Linked DNA regions of Homo sapiens: all the other regions are linked to region 1. Evidence: chromatin loops called from intact Hi-C (ENCODE). Cell type or tissue: endothelial cell of umbilical vein. All regions are shown on one strand. Links, peaks and the distances in the headings refer to the core of each region. The heading gives the core; the rest is flanking DNA. Region 1 overlaps AGK (acylglycerol kinase). Region 2 has its middle 4.3 kb from the start of TAS2R5. Region 3 has its middle 100 kb from the start of PRSS58.

Region 1 (5,548 bases), core at 215-5,214:
AAAAAGGGTAAATGTCATCATTCTTATTTTTAGGCCTCTTTCTTGAGAGAGGTGGGAGTGGGAGGTAGTGTTATAACTGGCACTTTAATTTGTTTTTGGAACTAGAATTTAGGGGCAGTTGGATGAAATTGCAAATTTAGAAGGGGAATAAGAATTTTCTAGTGCTATATAAAGAAATGATGATGGAGACAAAAGCCTTGCTTTCCTCTTTTTAGAATTTATTTTCGATTTTTAGCATACTGTGGGGCTTTTAGAGCTAATATGATCTAAATTCAGAAAATTTAATTTTCATAGTAGGCCAGGTGTGAATTACTTATGTTTGCTATAGAATGCTTATTTAGACTAACAATAAATTTACTTTGCTTTCTAAGGCCAGTCAGCGAATGTGGGGATGAGGCAGGATGTTTTAAATGAGCCAGAGATGATCCACAAAGTGAACAGTCGACACAGAGGTCTTTGAGTTGGATGGTTGCAAATATATTGACATTAGAGTGAAAACTCCTTCCTTTGGGTAAACTAAAGAAAGATAAAGTATACTAAAAAATTTTAAGATGGTGTTATACAAAAAAAAGTTTGGGTCTAACGTGTCCACAAAGACTGTCAAGTGAAGAATGGTGGAGATTCTTGGTGTTTGAGCAGCCAACCTGGATGAGTGACTTCAGGGACAGAGCAGAGGAAAGCAAAATGAATTTCCTTTATTTACCCAAAACTTGTTGACTGAATTTTTGTATAGGTCCGGGAAAATAAGCCTAAACAAATAGTTGTAGCCTTAGAAAAACTGTTTTCCCATTTCTTTCTGAGTTAGAATCAGCATAGCCTCCCTGTCGCCTTAAATGTAAAAATCCTATTTTGATTAATACCCCAGCCTAAGAGTTATAGCAATACGAGAGACTGAATCTATTTTTGTTTCGGGTCTTTACCTCATAGTATGAAATTAGTAAGACACTGCATAGATTTTGCCCTGAATACTGGTGTGCCCAGGTATGCCGTGCTCTCTCTCTGTTTCCAGTGGTGGTAATTTTAAGGCCTAAAGAAAGCTGGGGTTAATCCTGAAGCTAAAAGTAAATGTTTCTTGAATTGATTTTGTTCTGTGGTACAAATAACATCTATGAATATCATATCTGTATATATCTGAACCAAGTTGTGTGCAGAGAGGTTGATATAACTATATTTACAGAAAATGATTTTTACAATTAAAGTTCACATTTTAACATGAACGTGCGTGCTGCAATCCCTTCTCCAGTCCGAGAAATGTGGTTTGTGGTAGGAAGGAATGGTGGCCTACTCCATGAGCAGAGCCTGTGGGGGCTGAACCTGACTTCACTTACAGTGATGATGGAGGAGATTGGGGAGCTGCTACCTGTCCTTCTAGAAGCCACGGTCTGGACAAACTTTCTCCAGGTAATGGGAAACAAAGTTGGGAATAACTGCGCCACCCAGAAGAGCCAGGGCTGTGTACCCTTAATTACATCAGGAAACTTCTAGAATCCCACAGAGACCACCACCCTTTTACTTTACAAACTCTCTTATCAAAGTTCAGTTTAAAACTTTATGTACTTGATATATATTTGGTATATGTGTATATTCTAAACTTTTATTTCATTTTTAACCTCTTGGGGAGTTACAGTATGTATTTAGAACCGGTATAGAGTACATTGCTATCGGTGGCTCTGTAAATCAAATGGCCTGGATTCAAAGTCAGGTTCCTATTTTCTGTGCTATGTAACCATATATTATTACAGGCTGAGTATCCCTTATTCGAAATGCTTGGGACTTAGAAGTATTTTCAGATTTCAGATGTTTTAGGATTTTAGAATCTTTGCATTATAAATCCAAAATCCAAAATGTTCCACTGGGCACTTCCTTTAAGGATCATGGTGGCACTCAAAAACTTTCGGATTTTGGAGCATTTCAGATTTCGCCTTTTCAGATTAGGGATGCTCAACCTGTAGCTACTTCCTAGGGTTGTTGTGAGAACTGATGCATCAGTTACATATGTGAAGCACTGGCACTTAGGAAATATAACTGCATCCAGATATGTGCAAAACAGCTGTGAGGGAAAGGAAAAAAGCTTTATTTAAAACCCTATCTTAATAGAAAGCAACTACGGTTTTTTTTTTTTTTTTTTTTTTTTGAGACGGAGTCTTGCTCTGTCACCCAGGCTGGAGTGCAGAGTGGTGCGATCCCGGCTCACTGCAACCTCTGCCTCCCGGGTTCAAGCGATTCTCCTGCCTCAGCCTCCAGAGTAGCTGGGACTACAGGCACATGCCACCATGCCCAGCTAATTTTTGTATTTTTAGTAGAGATGGGATTTCACCACGTTGGCCAGGCTGGTCTCGAGCTCCTGACCTCAGGTGATCCACCTTCCTTGGCCTCCCAAAGTGCTGGGATTAATCTTTGCATTTGAGTGAAATTAATCTGTCAAAAAGTTTGTACTAAACAATCACCTGGGAAGGGTGGCCGACTTCCCAATGCAGATTCCTGGGCCCCATCCCCAAATTGGGTTATTAGGATCTCCTCCAGATAGCTCAGCATTCCAGCTTTGGCTGACAAGCCTCACTCAGCTGACTCTCTTTTAGTTGCACTATTAAACGTCTTCCATGCAGGCTTTATAGGGAAGGACAAGGCAAAGAACAAAGCAGTCAACAATAAGGAAACCAAGCCCTCACAGGAAAGAAAGCCTGAATCAAGAAAACAAAGTTTGAAACAAGGCATATTTATATTTAAAAATGAATAAGATTCTAAAGTGGCTTCCATATCCTTCCCTAATTATATGTACCATTATGATTAGAACCACAAAATGAGCACACATAAACACACACTGGTAGCCTATCAGAAAAGAAAGCCAGATTCTGCACTGGTCCTTGATATTGTTACAGAACCACGATATGCTAAATGCTCTCAGCTCAGGTGAAAACTTTTGTTTTCATATACTACAGCATCCTTCCTCCCTACCTGTGGGTGGTATGGGATGAGTGATCTTTATGCTGATGTTTGGAACCGTCTGTTATGTTTTTGCCAAAAGCAGAAATTTTACCACCCTGAAGAATACAGTATGAAATAAGAAAGCCTTCCTTTTTGTGATCTTCATTCATGGACTTTTCATAGCTGTTCTGTAATCTACTAAAGCATTGGTCTCTCTCCATGGGATGTGTGGGCATGGTGTATGTATCTTAAAAGGGATCTGCCTGAGAGAGAGCCTGTAGCTAAGGCCTGCCAGCTCTGCTTCCTCCCCTTCCCCCTCGCAATCCTCCCTCATTGATCTATCTTCCTGTGGTGCACTGCCCCCTAGAGTGTAAGAACCTCAGGGCCACTGAACAAAGGAAAATGTCAGCGATAGTAAAAGTAAATGGTGCTAATGACTGGCTGGCAAAGCCATGGTAAATCAGGTGGATTTCAGTTCTCTGCTTTCAACAGACTAAAGGAGAATCTAATCAAGTTGTTTGTTAGTTGATAGATCATCATTAATAATTCTTGATGATAGAGCACTGTGATCTTTGTCAAAATGCCAAAGGAATCCAAAGAACTGTAAAAACATTGTTAACGTAATTCTATTCCATCGAATTTATGTGCTTACATCTATACAGAAACAAGGAATACAGCTGAGGTTGAACCCCATCTCAGCTGTAAATCACATTCATGTATTCTTGGATAAATGAACTAATTAGGATAAAGAACATTCTAATAAAAAAACTTTTAATCATCCAAGAATTAATACCGTTTTCATTATATACCAATAATTAATTACGATAATATTGGTTCTGGACTGAGATAACAAACAAACACTTAAAGCAAGAGCTAAAAAAAAAATTTCCATTTATATTTTTTGTTGACAAGAAGTAATGGGGTGAATGATTAAAAGATGTCGGGCATAATAGATTACATTATGATAGGATTCTTGGCTGAAAAGTGGTATGGAAATACAGAAGGAGAAAAGCCAATTTGAAATGTTTAACTACTAAAGAACTAGCTCATTTATTTTTATAAATGAATGAAGGGTGTCAAATTGTTGTGATATTTAAATTGTACTGGATATGTTTAAAATAGTGATGTAACAGTTTTTATTTTAAAATACCAATATTTACACGACACCAGCAAATACATACTTTGTCAACTATTTAACTTCCCATGAAAAATTTTAGATACCAACTTAGATAAAATTTTAGATATCAACTTAGATGGGTGAGGGTATACATGATTTTTCAAAATACTTTTGGGGGCACATGAGCAGAATACTTTGTGGACTACTGCTTTAAAACACGATTTCTCCAAGTACAGTTGAGGGACAACTTACAGAATCACCTGGGAAGGGCAGATGACTTTTTAAAAATGCATATTCCTGGGCCCCATCCCCAAATTTGGGTTATTAGGTTTGGGGTAGACCCCAAATAAGTTTTCAACATGTACCCCAGGTGGCTCTCATGCAAACCATTTAGGAAGCACTACTTAAAAAAATAAATAAAAACTAGCATTTTCCGGTATTGTAGCCGTGGCTGAAGAGGGAAACAACCTCACATATGTTTCTGGACTGAGGTTAGAACTGAAATAAAAGCTAAACAGGAGCCGGAGCTCACAAAATAGCAGCACCTGTGGAGGAGCCTAGACATAGGAAAAGGTCACCAGGGCAGGAATGCACTTTCCTGGAATTCCTAGCACGGTCAAAGAAGAGAAATGGAAGGGCCTAGGCAGGCTAAGCCCACCGTGGGCTCTCCACTGTGGTTGCACTTTGGAAGAAAACAGAAGAAAGTCCTTTTCCGTCTTGAACCAGCCTGAGGAAAGTCCGTGTTTAGGAGGGCCAACCGTCACACCAAAATAAAACATGCGCTAATGGAAGCCGATTGCAAAGCAGGTGACAGAGCACACTTTGGGAAGCACTGCTGGAGTGGGGGCAGAGGGGTACTTGCCATGAAAATGCCCTGGGGACCCTCTGACGACACTGTTGGGATGGCTGAGGCACCTGTTCCCTTTTGGTCCCACCGGTGGCCTAAAGTGTGGTCTCAGAGTGCTTGTCTTCTGCTGCTCACTGGGTGGGGCTTGTGAGCATCTGTTCTCTCTTCCTAGGATCACAGAAGAACTGCAGCTTCCTGGGGAGCAGTTTCACCTCCACAGGCATCGCTTCATACTCCTCACTGTCAATGCTAAAAGAGCCCCCTGCTCCCTGGGGAGAAGAGAATATTCAGAACAGCTCAAACACATCAGTGGCCTACTGGAGTTGGAGGTCTCACAGCAGCACCAGAAGAAGTTCATTATGGAAAACAACATCCTCTCTTGAGGAGCTATCCTAATGTTCTTTTACAAAAAAAAATTCAGTGCCTACTACGATGGGCACAGTGCTGGTTCTGGAAACATCCTAATTCTACCATCCATGAAAAAGGATTTATTTTCTTTTTTTGGCCCCTATCTCCTCCCAGAGTATTTTGGGATTTGAACAACATGGTTATAATTTTCAAATATGTATTAAAAGGCAAGGGTCCTGCCATGTCTTAAGGAACTCATATACATAGTCTTTCTATATTATGCTAATCCTTCTCAAATAAAAATAAAGACA
Region 2 (5,548 bases), core at 350-5,349, 130 kb before region 1:
ACTGTTGTCAGTGATACAGTTAAGGGCCTGATTAGATCCTTCTTCCAAGTCATGGCCTCTAGGATTTCCATGTACATATCATCTCCTACAGAATTCTCTGACAAGTCTGATTCCTCATAACCATTACAATAGACGGAAATGAAGTATAAACAGCCATGAGTGTTGCAGAGATGGCAAGAATGGTGAGATCAGAGGGAGATTAGAAGGTCATGGAAAAGTGTCTGGCCAAGGCAGAAACCATGTAAAGGGGGAAGTTCAGAGCGATGAGCACCTTGGTTTGAGCCTCCTCCTGACAGCTGTGTGGTCCTCCATCTTCCTGTGATGTCTTTACAAAAAGACAAGTGGAACAGAAACATCACAAATAGCAATCAGTCTCCTTCACTGGACAGCAATCTATAAAAATAACAGATTTAAAATGGGATGCAGGATGTTGCTGTTTCCTGTTAAGGGTTTTTAAAGGGTCCAGCCAACAAGAGCTGAGAAATAAAAAGTGATCTTGAAAGACACTAGCAAAAAACAAAAACCCAGTCTTTTCAGCTACAAGAAGTCAGCGGGACAAAGGTCATGATCTCCATGCAGCAGAAGCCACTGAAGAAAGTGGCAAACTACATGTTGGCCTGGCTTACCAGGACTCGAAGACATTAAGATAGTAAAGCCAACCACTGCTCTGGGAAAGTGGAAACAGACTTATGTCCAACATGATCGGCCTGAGTAGGAGAAAGTGGCTACTTACCAGAATCATGAGAATTTATAGGGACTCCTTACATTTTTTTGACCCATCCTCTAAAACTGCAGACCACAGGGACTCCATTTCCAACCAGGCCAATGAGAAATTCAGCCCCTGCAATGGGCATCAGCAATCCTAGGGCAGCCGCCAACATGGCTGGGGAGGGGAGGGTCTCTCTGCTGAATCAGGAGGTGCCCTGCTTCAGTGCTGATGAACACGTACTGCTGCTGGCTGTGTCAGAATCCCTGGGGACGGTATCAGTATTATGGCAGAGCATTTCACTTCTCACCACTCAGTTTTGTTACTGTCTGAAATCCCTTCTCTGGTAAAGATGTTACAGCTGTGACCAGAAGAAACGTTCTTGAAGGTAACGGTCCCACCGTCACTTACATCTACCTGACACTGGCCTGGGATCTGACATTAGGTACAGAGACACAATTACAGAATGGCCTTCCGAAGGAAAGAACTAAAATCCAGACAGCCTAGAGCACAGTCTCCTGAAATCCTACTTCCACCCGACCTAACTCCACAAAACCTAAGTAAGACAGTCTGAGAATTTAACAGTGGCAAATGCAAGGTACCTCATGTTATAAAAAGGGAAAGCATGGGCCGGGCGCGGTGGCTCACGCCTATAATCCCAGCACTTCGGGAGGCCGAGGCGGGTGGATCACTTGAGGTTAGAAATTCGAGACCAGCCTGGCCAACATGGTGAAACCCCATCTCTACTGAAAATACAAAAATTAGCCGGGCATGGTGGCACACACCTGTAGTCCCAGCTACTCAGGAGGCTGAGGCAGGAGAATCACTTGAACCCGAGAGGTGGAGATTGCAGTGAGCCGAGATCATGCCATTGCACTCTAGTCTGGGCAACAGAGAGAGACTCCGTCTCAAAAAAAAAAAAAAAAAAAAAAAAAGGGAAAGCATGACATTTATCAATTATTTAACCAATATTTATTAATGACTACTATGTGCCAGTCCACTGTTCCAAGCTCTTGGGATACAATGGAAAGAAACAAAGTTGCTGCTCTCATGCAGCTTATGTTCTGGTGGGTGAGGCAAATAATTAATGGTTTCAATATGTTTGAAATTTGAATATATAAACATGAGAGCCATATTTACACCTATGCAAAGGCTTACTGCAATGACAATGAAAACAAAGGGAAGGATAGGGTGAGCAAACAAGCAAAAACAAGGAGAAGACAGGATAAATATCAACTGCTGAATAATAAATTCTAGGAGAGGTGAGGCAGGAGAGAAATCTGTGAACCACGGCTGCTACTTCATCTCCACACAGAACTGTTCAGCCTATCGGCATCCACACCAAGAGCTGCAATGAAGGGGTGTATGTGGAGAGTAACAGCCTCAGTGCCATCCTCTTTACCAGAGTAACACTATGGTTTTTAATTTTGACACAACCAAAATGTGTCTGCCATAATACTACCATAATTCTTTCTACCAAAGTCTCTTGCATTCATGCTCCTATTCCCCACTGTTCTGAGCCCTCAGCTACTTTAGCAGTACCTGAACCAAGAAAAGAAAGCTGATGAAACATCAAGCGGGATGCAAGCATCCAAAGAGACGCTCATAGGGGCAAGTTATGGCTTTACACTCAGCGTCAACAGAGCAGTCTATAATAAGAATATTAAAAAGAATGAAACAAAGAACAAGCATTGGTTTCCAAAACCTGGCACTTTCCCCCAAAAAATCACCCTGTCCTGCTACCAGACTCAGTACAGTTCCATCTTCCATCCCCTATTCTACATCTCTCTTGCAAACCTGTATTCCTGTACTCAAGACTTTTTAAAATGCTTCTCAGAATTGTGCCTATATTGCCACTAGATGGCGTCAAGGCAACGCCTCTGTAGAAGCTGTTGACCTAAGTATACAAATTCCCTTAATGAGCTGAATTAGTTCAGATATTCAGAAACTGAACAGATCAAGCATGTTTTTAATAACCATGTGTAACAGGAACACAATTTATAAATGTACACAAATTCATAGTCTTGCCAGCTTCCTTCCTCACAAAATATGAGGAAGAGGAGTCTTGCTCACCAGTCATTGCGGCCTCTTTGGTGCCGCAATTTAGGCGTTCGGAGGGAGGAGGAAGCACAAACTACACCACTGAGGCTGGCTGCTGTGTGCAGCAAAGATCACAACCCCGAGGAAGAAAATGACCAGCATCGGCAACGTTATTCAGGGCAGGAAAGTGAATAGAGTAAAAGCGGGCTAGTGAGGGGACTGCAGATGAAAGAGGGGGAGTTATTTTTTTATTATTTTATTTATTTATTTATTTTGAGACGGAGTCTCGCTCTGTCGCCCAGGCTGGAGTGCAGTGGCGCGATCTCGGCTCACCTGCAAGCTCCGCCTCCCGGGTTCATGCCATTCTCCTGCCTCAGCCTCCCGAGTAGCTGGGACTACAGGTGCCCGCCACCACGCCCAGCTAAGTTTTTGTATTTTTTAGTAGAGACGGGGTTTCACGGTGTTAGCCAGGATGGTCTTGATCTCCTGACCTCGTGATCCACCCGCCTCGGCCTCCCAAAGTGCTGGGATTACAGGCTGAGCCATCGCGCCCGGCCCAGGGAGTTATTTTTGTGTGCTTTTATGAATACGAAATTTGGAGGGCTGAGAATTTTTAACTATAGCAGGCAAAATGTGGGGAACCCTCCAGGAGGTGCACATAATTTCCCTCCCTCTGAGTTTGTACTGGACATGACTTGCTCCCAAGGAACAAAGTGTGAAAATGGGGGAAAAAATAGTAACTTTACAATGTTCCTGGCAGACACCACCTTCACCGAGTGATCAAGGTTAACATCACCAGTGACCAGTGATGTTAATATCACAGAACTCCTAACGTGATGAGTAGGGCACTTTACCTCAGTCTAACAGAGAAAAATATCAGACAAACCCAAACTGAGGGACATTCTACAAAATGCCTGAATAGTAATCTTTAAAACTGGCAAGGTAATTTTAAATAGAGCTGAGAAACTGACACAGACTAGAGACACTAAATGCAACTGTACCATGGTTATGGTAAGATATAAATATTAGCAGAAACTGGGTGAGGATGATATTTGAACTCTCTATACTCATTCTGCAACTTTTCTATAAAATATTAGAAAATAAAATGAAATAAAACATTTTAAAAATTTAAATAAAACTCAGATATAATAATTACATTTTTAGCATTTAGCAATGAGAATTGTGCGTATCCAGAAGACACTGAGGTGTTCCCATAATATTGCAAAATCACGCTAAGGAAAGGGTCAAGCAGCACAGGCTACAGACGGGGCTTTCTGGGTGTCTGCCCATCCAAGGCAAAGAGTTCACATGTTCATGCTAGTACCAGCTCTCAATGGGACACAGGACTCAAGATTAGCTGTTAGATTAGCTTTCTGTTAGATAGCTTTCTGTTAGATAGCTTTCTGTTAGATAGCTTTCTGTTAGGCCTCAAGATTAGCTTTCTGTTAGATGTATTAATCAATGGGGCACTTGTGGCCATGCAGAGAAAGGCAATGTGTTTGAAGTTGGACAGATTTGGGGGTGCTCCCAACTCAACCACTTCTTGTCCTTAGACAAGCCAATTAACCCCTCTGAGCTTCAGTGTCCCCTCTATAAAATGATGATGATAATGTTACGTCACAGAGCTATCGTGATGATAAAACGAATGACCCAGCCTGTTGCTTCCCAAATAGTCTAATTACTGTTATTTTTCTTTCCTTCCCTGGTGATTTCTCTCCCTAACTACTACTTTCAATAAAGTCAGAAAGCACCTGAAGTCTGTTATTCACAGTATGCAAATCCAGGATGAACTGAGCTACTGATTCTAGACACAGGTGTCCAGTTCTGCACAATTCCAGAATGTCTGGAAAGCATGAATAAAGATGAGAGACTGATTAATCCAGACCTTTAAAACACATAGAAGTCAAAGATGTAAAGGGGTGGGTAGGAGTTAGGAGAGGTCTTTTCTGAGTAATATCAATGTTTAGCTATTTCTTCTCTTGAGGTACCTGGAGTTCAGATCATTATAACCACAGTCATTGTCCCATCTGTGAAAGCAGCAAAATTGAGACAAATAATTTTTCCATATTTAAAATAGGTCAGAAATGTTGTCAGGCCAATCAAGTATGCACCTGTGTTTAGATATCTCATTTGCAAGCTAGCTGTGCACACACTCAGTCATTTGCCCAGGGCTCCTGGCTCCTTCCTGCTGACTCAAGGCAGAGTTACAGTCACCCCATTTCCCAGACCCCATATATCCAAATAGACAACACAGAGGACAATCATACCGTGGTGAAGTGATGTTGACCTCACACCTCTGCCAGGCATGGGGAGGAGGGTGTACAGACTGCACCCCTCCTCCTGCTGTTGACCTTACCCTCATGTCTCCCCTTTCCTCTCCTCTTCTCCCACCCCCATTAACCCGTATCACTCTCTTGTTAATTTCTATGCCAGGCAAATTATTATACAAACATGGAATTTATTTTCACACTTTTTTCCTCATGGAGTAAAACTGGCCTTGGCTCTTCTCTTAGAAGGAGAAATAAATTTATACCTGTGCCTTCCCTTAGACCACAATATCCAAATCCCTAGGGAGTTTTGTCAAATTCCACTTCCCCCTTCCACTCCCACACCCAGAATGAATGAAGACACGTATATTTTAAATAGAGCTGAGAAACCCACACAGACTGTATATAAAATGTGAAAAATAAAAATTCCCAATGGACTCTGACATATTCTCACCCTCCCAGCGCTCTTTGAGAACCAGTGAACTAGAGTAGATGATCCATCTCCAGCTTTAACTTGTAAAAAAAAATTATATTA
Region 3 (5,548 bases), core at 191-5,190, 700 kb before region 1:
ACATGATTGGACACAGACTAATTGTAAACAAATTATAAAAAAAACTGAAATCATGTCAACCATACTCTTGGACCACAGCACAAAAAAAATAGAAATCAAGAGTTATAAGATCTCTCAAAATCATACAATTACATGGAAATTAAACAATCTGCTAGTGAATGACTTGGGTAAGCCATAAAATGAAGGTAGAAAACAAGACATTCTTTGGCACTAATGAAAACCAAGATTAAATATACTAGAATCTCTGGGACACAGCTATAGCAGTGTTAGGAGTATTGTTTACAGAACGAAACACCCACATAAACAAGTTAGAGAGATCTCACATTAGCAACCTACCACCACACTTAGAGGACATAGTAAAACAAGAACAAATAATCCCAAAGCTAGCAAAAAAAAAAAAAAAATTAGCATCAAAATGAGATCAGCTGACAAGGCGGCTGGGAAACAACTGAGGATCAGTGGCCGAAAGAAAGCTGTCGACAAAGAAAAACTTAAAAAAAAAAACAAACCACACATGGTTGAAATTATTCCAAGAATCGTGAACTGTTACACATTTCACAATTTGGGAATTGGGCATTCATCATTCTCACAATTTAGCCTTTTATTCTGGTCTTCAGCAAAGTGGCCAATTGGTGAACTGATTTTTTTGCCAAGCAAGGAGCCTGCCCGCCTTTATGGCAGCCTCACAGAGGGGTATTGGGCACAGCGTAGACACAGGAGGGGTCACTGCATTTGGGGTTTGCACTTCCTGTGAAGGCCAGCTGTGTACCTCCCAGTCCTGGAGTTAATGGATCTCATCTTAAGGAACCCTGCTCATGTGTGTGAGCTTCAACCTGCACGTTCTAAAGAGGAATAAACGCTAGAGGAAAATAAAACGTTTGATCATTATTATTCTGTAATATTTTACAATAAAAACGACAAGCTCATGGATTTTAATCCAAGCCAAAGTAATGGTAAGAATTAAGTTCCTTCCTTAAGATACCCTCAGAAGGCTCAAACACTGCTCTATGCTCAGAGGTAATAAGTAGAGGCTTAGCTGATAATCTCTACATAATAATTTCACTAGTTGATCATCGTCAGGTATAATGGCACTATGCGATGGATCTACTAACATTTCCTATAAGTAGATTGTTTATTTAGGTCTTTTATAAATTGTTTTCAATACTTTTTGTAGTGTTTGGTATCCATTGGCATCCAGGCCAAGGTGATGTTCTTTGTACCACTTGTAGACTTGTAGAATCCCAGATCACTCAAGCAGGTTAAAGCTGCCCAGCTGCTTTCTGTTTTTTTTTCTTTTCTCTCATAAAGAAAATGAGACACAAATTTCATTTTGGGAGCTACTATTCCTATTTTACGCAACTGCCAGAATATTCTGAATTGAGTAAAATAACATTAAGTGTTGTTTGCATTCGTGCATCCACATCACAGTGATGGACCTCAGCTCACACTGAAGTTCCTGCTGCAGGAGGATGCACAGACTGGGAGCCCATTGCTGGGACATCTGAGAAGAGCTTCAAAAAAGGCATCTTTATCTCCTGGTTGAGATAGAGGCCTTGGGAAGGAGTGCCCACCTCCAGCCTGTGGCTGCCCTTTTTTGTGCAGAGAGCAGCTGGCTGTGCAGGGCTGCGGATGCACTGCCACAGAGGTACAGAGGTCTGGCTGGTGCTAGTAGACTCCAGGGTTGAGGGAAAATGCTTGAGCTTGTTTCCAGAGACATTGTACCCTTCCTTGGCACCGCCTTTGGTCATGCTGCCAATACTACCTGAATAATGGATCAGCCTCAGCCCCTATTCTTGGTCTTATTGATAACAGAACACTGAATAATGGTTCCTAATCTGAGCAAATTTCAGGATGATCTTTTTCCCTGTGTGTCTGTGATATCTTGGTATCTGGCTGATCCCTGCCTCCATGGGGGCTGTGGGAGAGGCAGGCAGAAAGTGAGGACAAGGCTTCAGAAGTGGCAGGACTCTGCAGAGGAAAGGGGAAAAAAAGGCTTGGAGCCTAGACTTTGGAAACGTGTGAAAGGTGGGCCTGTTGTGTTACTCCCCATGCCTACAGAGTTCACCTAGTCTGGGGCATTCTGACTGGGCTCAGGCAGGATCCACCTACTCTCATGGAGGCTGTTGCCTGGTGAGAGCTGCAGGGAAGATGGGGTGCAGCAGAGACGCACTGGGCTTAAGCCACAGCCCACCCCTCACTTTCCCATTTTCCTCTGAGATAGTTGCTCCTCTGTCTGCACCTGCCCTTGACACCAAGGCTGCCAGGCCAAACTTCTTCAACTGTGGATCTCATTAAAGATTAGAGGTATTTCCTGTATGTTGTATAACTGTAGGTAGTCTAGCAATAACTGAAAACTGCTGCAACATCTGCATGATATTGGATGCCAGCCCTGATTTTTCTTAACCCTTTCCTTCCTAGGCTGCTCTCCCAGGCTCTCCCCAGAGTCTCTTAGAGCCCAGTGGACCACAGTGCCATCTTGTGGCCAATAAGTGAAATTTCATCATTGCTTTTGCAAGGGAAATGGCCCAAGGGATGCTGGGAAGTGTCTGCAGAGGGAGCCGGGAGACTATTCCAGAAGTGCCATCCTGCAGGTTTTACAAGCAACTTCTCTGAACCCCGATCCCAACATTAGTTTTAACCCTGACTGTTCCTTTGAGTTATCAAGCTTAATATCCCACCCTCATTCTAAATAATTCTTACCCCATAGCTGCAGTTACAGTCTCACTGACATTTTCTCCCTTAAAACTATCTAAAGAGAGAGGAATAGAATAGGAAGAATAGAAGGAAATAATATTTACCCTAAAGTAGGAAGAAAACACAGAAAGTGAAGTGTAACGTAATTTCATTTCCATTACCAAAGATAAACAAATATGTCCCCCCAAATGACAATGGTACCATAAAAATAAAGATTAGCAAAAGTCTAGGCAGATAATGTGATTACCTTCAAGATGGGGTCAGATATGTGTTAATAAAAAGTAAAACTGGGATATAAAAAATAGGATCCCTTGGTCAGGCGTAGTGGCTTCTGCCTGCAATCCCAGCACTTTGGGAGGCCAAGGCGGGCGGATCACGAGGTCAGGAGATAGAGACCATCCTGGCTAACACGGTGAAACCCCGTCTCTATACTAAAAAATACAGAAAATCATCCGGGCGTGGTGGCGGGCGCCTGTAGTCCCAGCTACTCGCTACTCGGGAGGCTGAGGCAGGAGAATGGCGTGAACCCGGAAGGCAGAGCTTGTAGTGAGCCGAGATTGCGCCACTGCACTCCAGCCTGGGCGACAGAGTGAGACTCTGTCTGGGGGCGGGGGGTAAAGGATCCCTTGCAAGGCAATAAGCAATCATGGAGGGAGCAGTATCTAATGGGAAAATAAGGATGGATATAATTAAGACCAGCAAAAGGTCTGCTACAGTAAAAGAATAGCTTGTGCAATGCACATGTGCTGATCTGAGCAGCAGAGAGGGAGGAGATGATTCTGGAAGAGGTAGAGGAGTGGTGTGAGATGACGGTACGCTGCTGCAAAATAGTATCATAAGGAAGCAAATCAGCCAGGGAACTGGGGATTATATGACCTTTCTATCCACTATCTTCTGTGACAGACCAGATGAACCATTTCCCTTTCCAATGACTTGCTCTACAGTCCTTGCTCCGTCCCAGTTAAAGGCTCCCGGAATTTCTGCTCCTCAGGTTCCCATGGACCAACTCATTCCTTCGTCGTTGAGCAGAGTCTAAAGGGGAGGTCATCTCTTCGTGCCCTGAAGTCCCAGAGTAGCTGGTATAGTCCTCTCTTGTGGCTTGATCACAGGCCCCCAACTCTGTGCCTTTCATTTCCAGTAGACTGAAAGTTAGGTGTGAGTAATGAACCTTGAACAATGCCTTTATCAGAGGGCATGTAAGTGACTGCTTTCAGAATCATTGCTGTTTCTTTCACTGCCTCAGATTATATCTGAACAGAAAAGATGCACAATGGGAATGATTTCTTAAATTAATTTAACCACAAAAATCTTTCAAAGTTCCATAAATAATGCAACCAAAATAATTGCTCTCCTAAATGGTGACATTGTAGAGTGAAACAAAAAGCAAATAAAATTATGTCAAGTATTTGAGAGGAACCTCTGAAACCCAATCCTTCTTATACAAACATCATCGTATGGCCTCCCTCTACCTGAGAGACAGCAGAGCCACACCCATGCCCTGCACCTGGCAGGAAAGCCTTGCTGGAGCCTGTGGGGAGCTGGCGAGGAGGAGACGTGGTGATTCTGCCCCAGAGCAGAGATTCTCTGGGAGCTCTGGATGACCTCCAGGGACTGAGATGGACGGGGGCTGTACTATATATTGGAGAGGAGGACATTTAGGTAGTGTGATCTTTTTGACCTCTCAGCTGGAAATAGATCCAAGGTCATTGGTGACTGGTGTGGAACTGCTTAGTTTCCAAAGCAAATTAGTCCATGCCCAAGGGTGTGTCTGTGCCACTGAAGAATTGTCTGACTCTAAAGTGGTTCACGGCCCAGAGCTGCTGCTTGCCCCATCTCTGTTCCCAATGACTGCAGCATCTACATATTCCATGCAAGGAAGGATAATTTGAAAATAATAAACTGGTTCACTGTATCCTTTAGCTACATTCAAAATAGTTGTCAAGTTGTGGACTGACATGCTTACAGGAGACACAGACCCACAAAGTGAGGGAATTTGGAGATTGAATAGAAATAGTGTCAGGTGAGGTTATTTTAGATTATGGTTTCTAAAAGCAAGAACAGAGAGGAGGTGAATTCGGAGTCCTTTTGGCCCCACAAGACATGACGACATAACAGGGACATCACTGTCTCAGAAAACATTCCAGTGATGTGCTGGTACACTGAGTGTCTGTGGAGGTGGGCACATGCCTAGTAGTACTTACCAATTTCTGTTGTATCAACACAGGCACTATGGTGGATTTCAAGCTGTCAACATGGCTTCACTGAATGGGGAGCTGGGAAGAGTGTGCCTATTTGTCTCTCGTGAGTCAGAAAAGTTGGCTCCAGCACATCAATTGACTCAGAAGCCCAACTTTCAAAGCTCTTCAGTGCTTAATACTCAACTCCTAGAAATGAGGCATCAGCAACGATAGCAAAGCCCATTGTTTTTGTAATAGGATGAGAGTGTGACCCTGGGTCTTCGAGTGGACAAAGGGAAGTTTGAGCCCAGAAAGGATTGATGAGTTCTCTGAAGTTGCTGAGAGCACAGAGCTCTCAGGGTTGTGCTGGCTGGTTTGGAAACTTCTAGACTTTGATTTGAAATACTTTTATTGACGTGCTCCTTTTTTAACTCAAAGAGATTAGTTACATTCATTTGGAGCAGGGCCTTTATTGCTTCTTGTTTGCTTATTAATAAAACCTTCCCTTTGCTGTCCTTGTATGTTAACTCTCAGTGCAGGTGGGAAACCCTGCTCACCTTTTTTTACCACTTCTTTCAGCATCAGTGTTTACAGTTGTGGTTTGTGTTCTGTTCAATCTTAAGTTTCAGAGCTGGTCCATTATTAGGACCATTTGTCTTAGGGGTCATGAGGATAAA

The links. Peaks named below come from ENCODE experiments on the same cell type or tissue, not always from the same donor. Only the 100,000 strongest peaks of a DNase experiment are listed, where the experiment ranks them.
Region 2: it touches region 1 in a loop (15-fold over the local background); 31 of 110 quality-filtered maps call a loop at or near these places.
Region 3: it touches region 1 in a loop (4-fold over the local background); 2 of 110 quality-filtered maps call a loop at or near these places.

The regions. Positions count from the first base shown.
Region 1 is chr7:141,652,397-141,657,944 of GRCh38, reverse strand. It overlaps AGK (acylglycerol kinase), which reads right to left. Exons shown (of 16, transcript NM_018238.4): 16 at 2,701-5,158. The coding sequence ends at 5,021. It overlaps DENND11 (DENN domain containing 11), which reads left to right. Exons shown (of 9, transcript NM_001080392.2): 9 at 1-1,217. Among named protein-coding and RNA genes, the nearest start is that of DENND11, 47 kb to the left of the region's middle. In endothelial cell of umbilical vein, for the core only: a CTCF peak has its summit at 3,304 (motif pointing left); a DNase peak (open chromatin) is centred at 3,284; H3K27ac peaks cover 613 bases.
Region 2 is chr7:141,783,147-141,788,694 of GRCh38, reverse strand. It overlaps the pseudogene TAS2R6P. Among named protein-coding and RNA genes, the nearest start is that of TAS2R5, 4.3 kb to the left of the region's middle. In endothelial cell of umbilical vein, for the core only: a CTCF peak has its summit at 2,571 (motif pointing right); a DNase peak (open chromatin) is centred at 2,574; H3K27ac peaks cover 985 bases.
Region 3 is chr7:142,354,998-142,360,545 of GRCh38, reverse strand. It overlaps TRB and the pseudogene TRBV8-1. Among named protein-coding and RNA genes, the nearest start is that of PRSS58, 100 kb to the right of the region's middle. In endothelial cell of umbilical vein, for the core only: a CTCF peak has its summit at 2,476 (motif pointing left); a DNase peak (open chromatin) is centred at 2,465.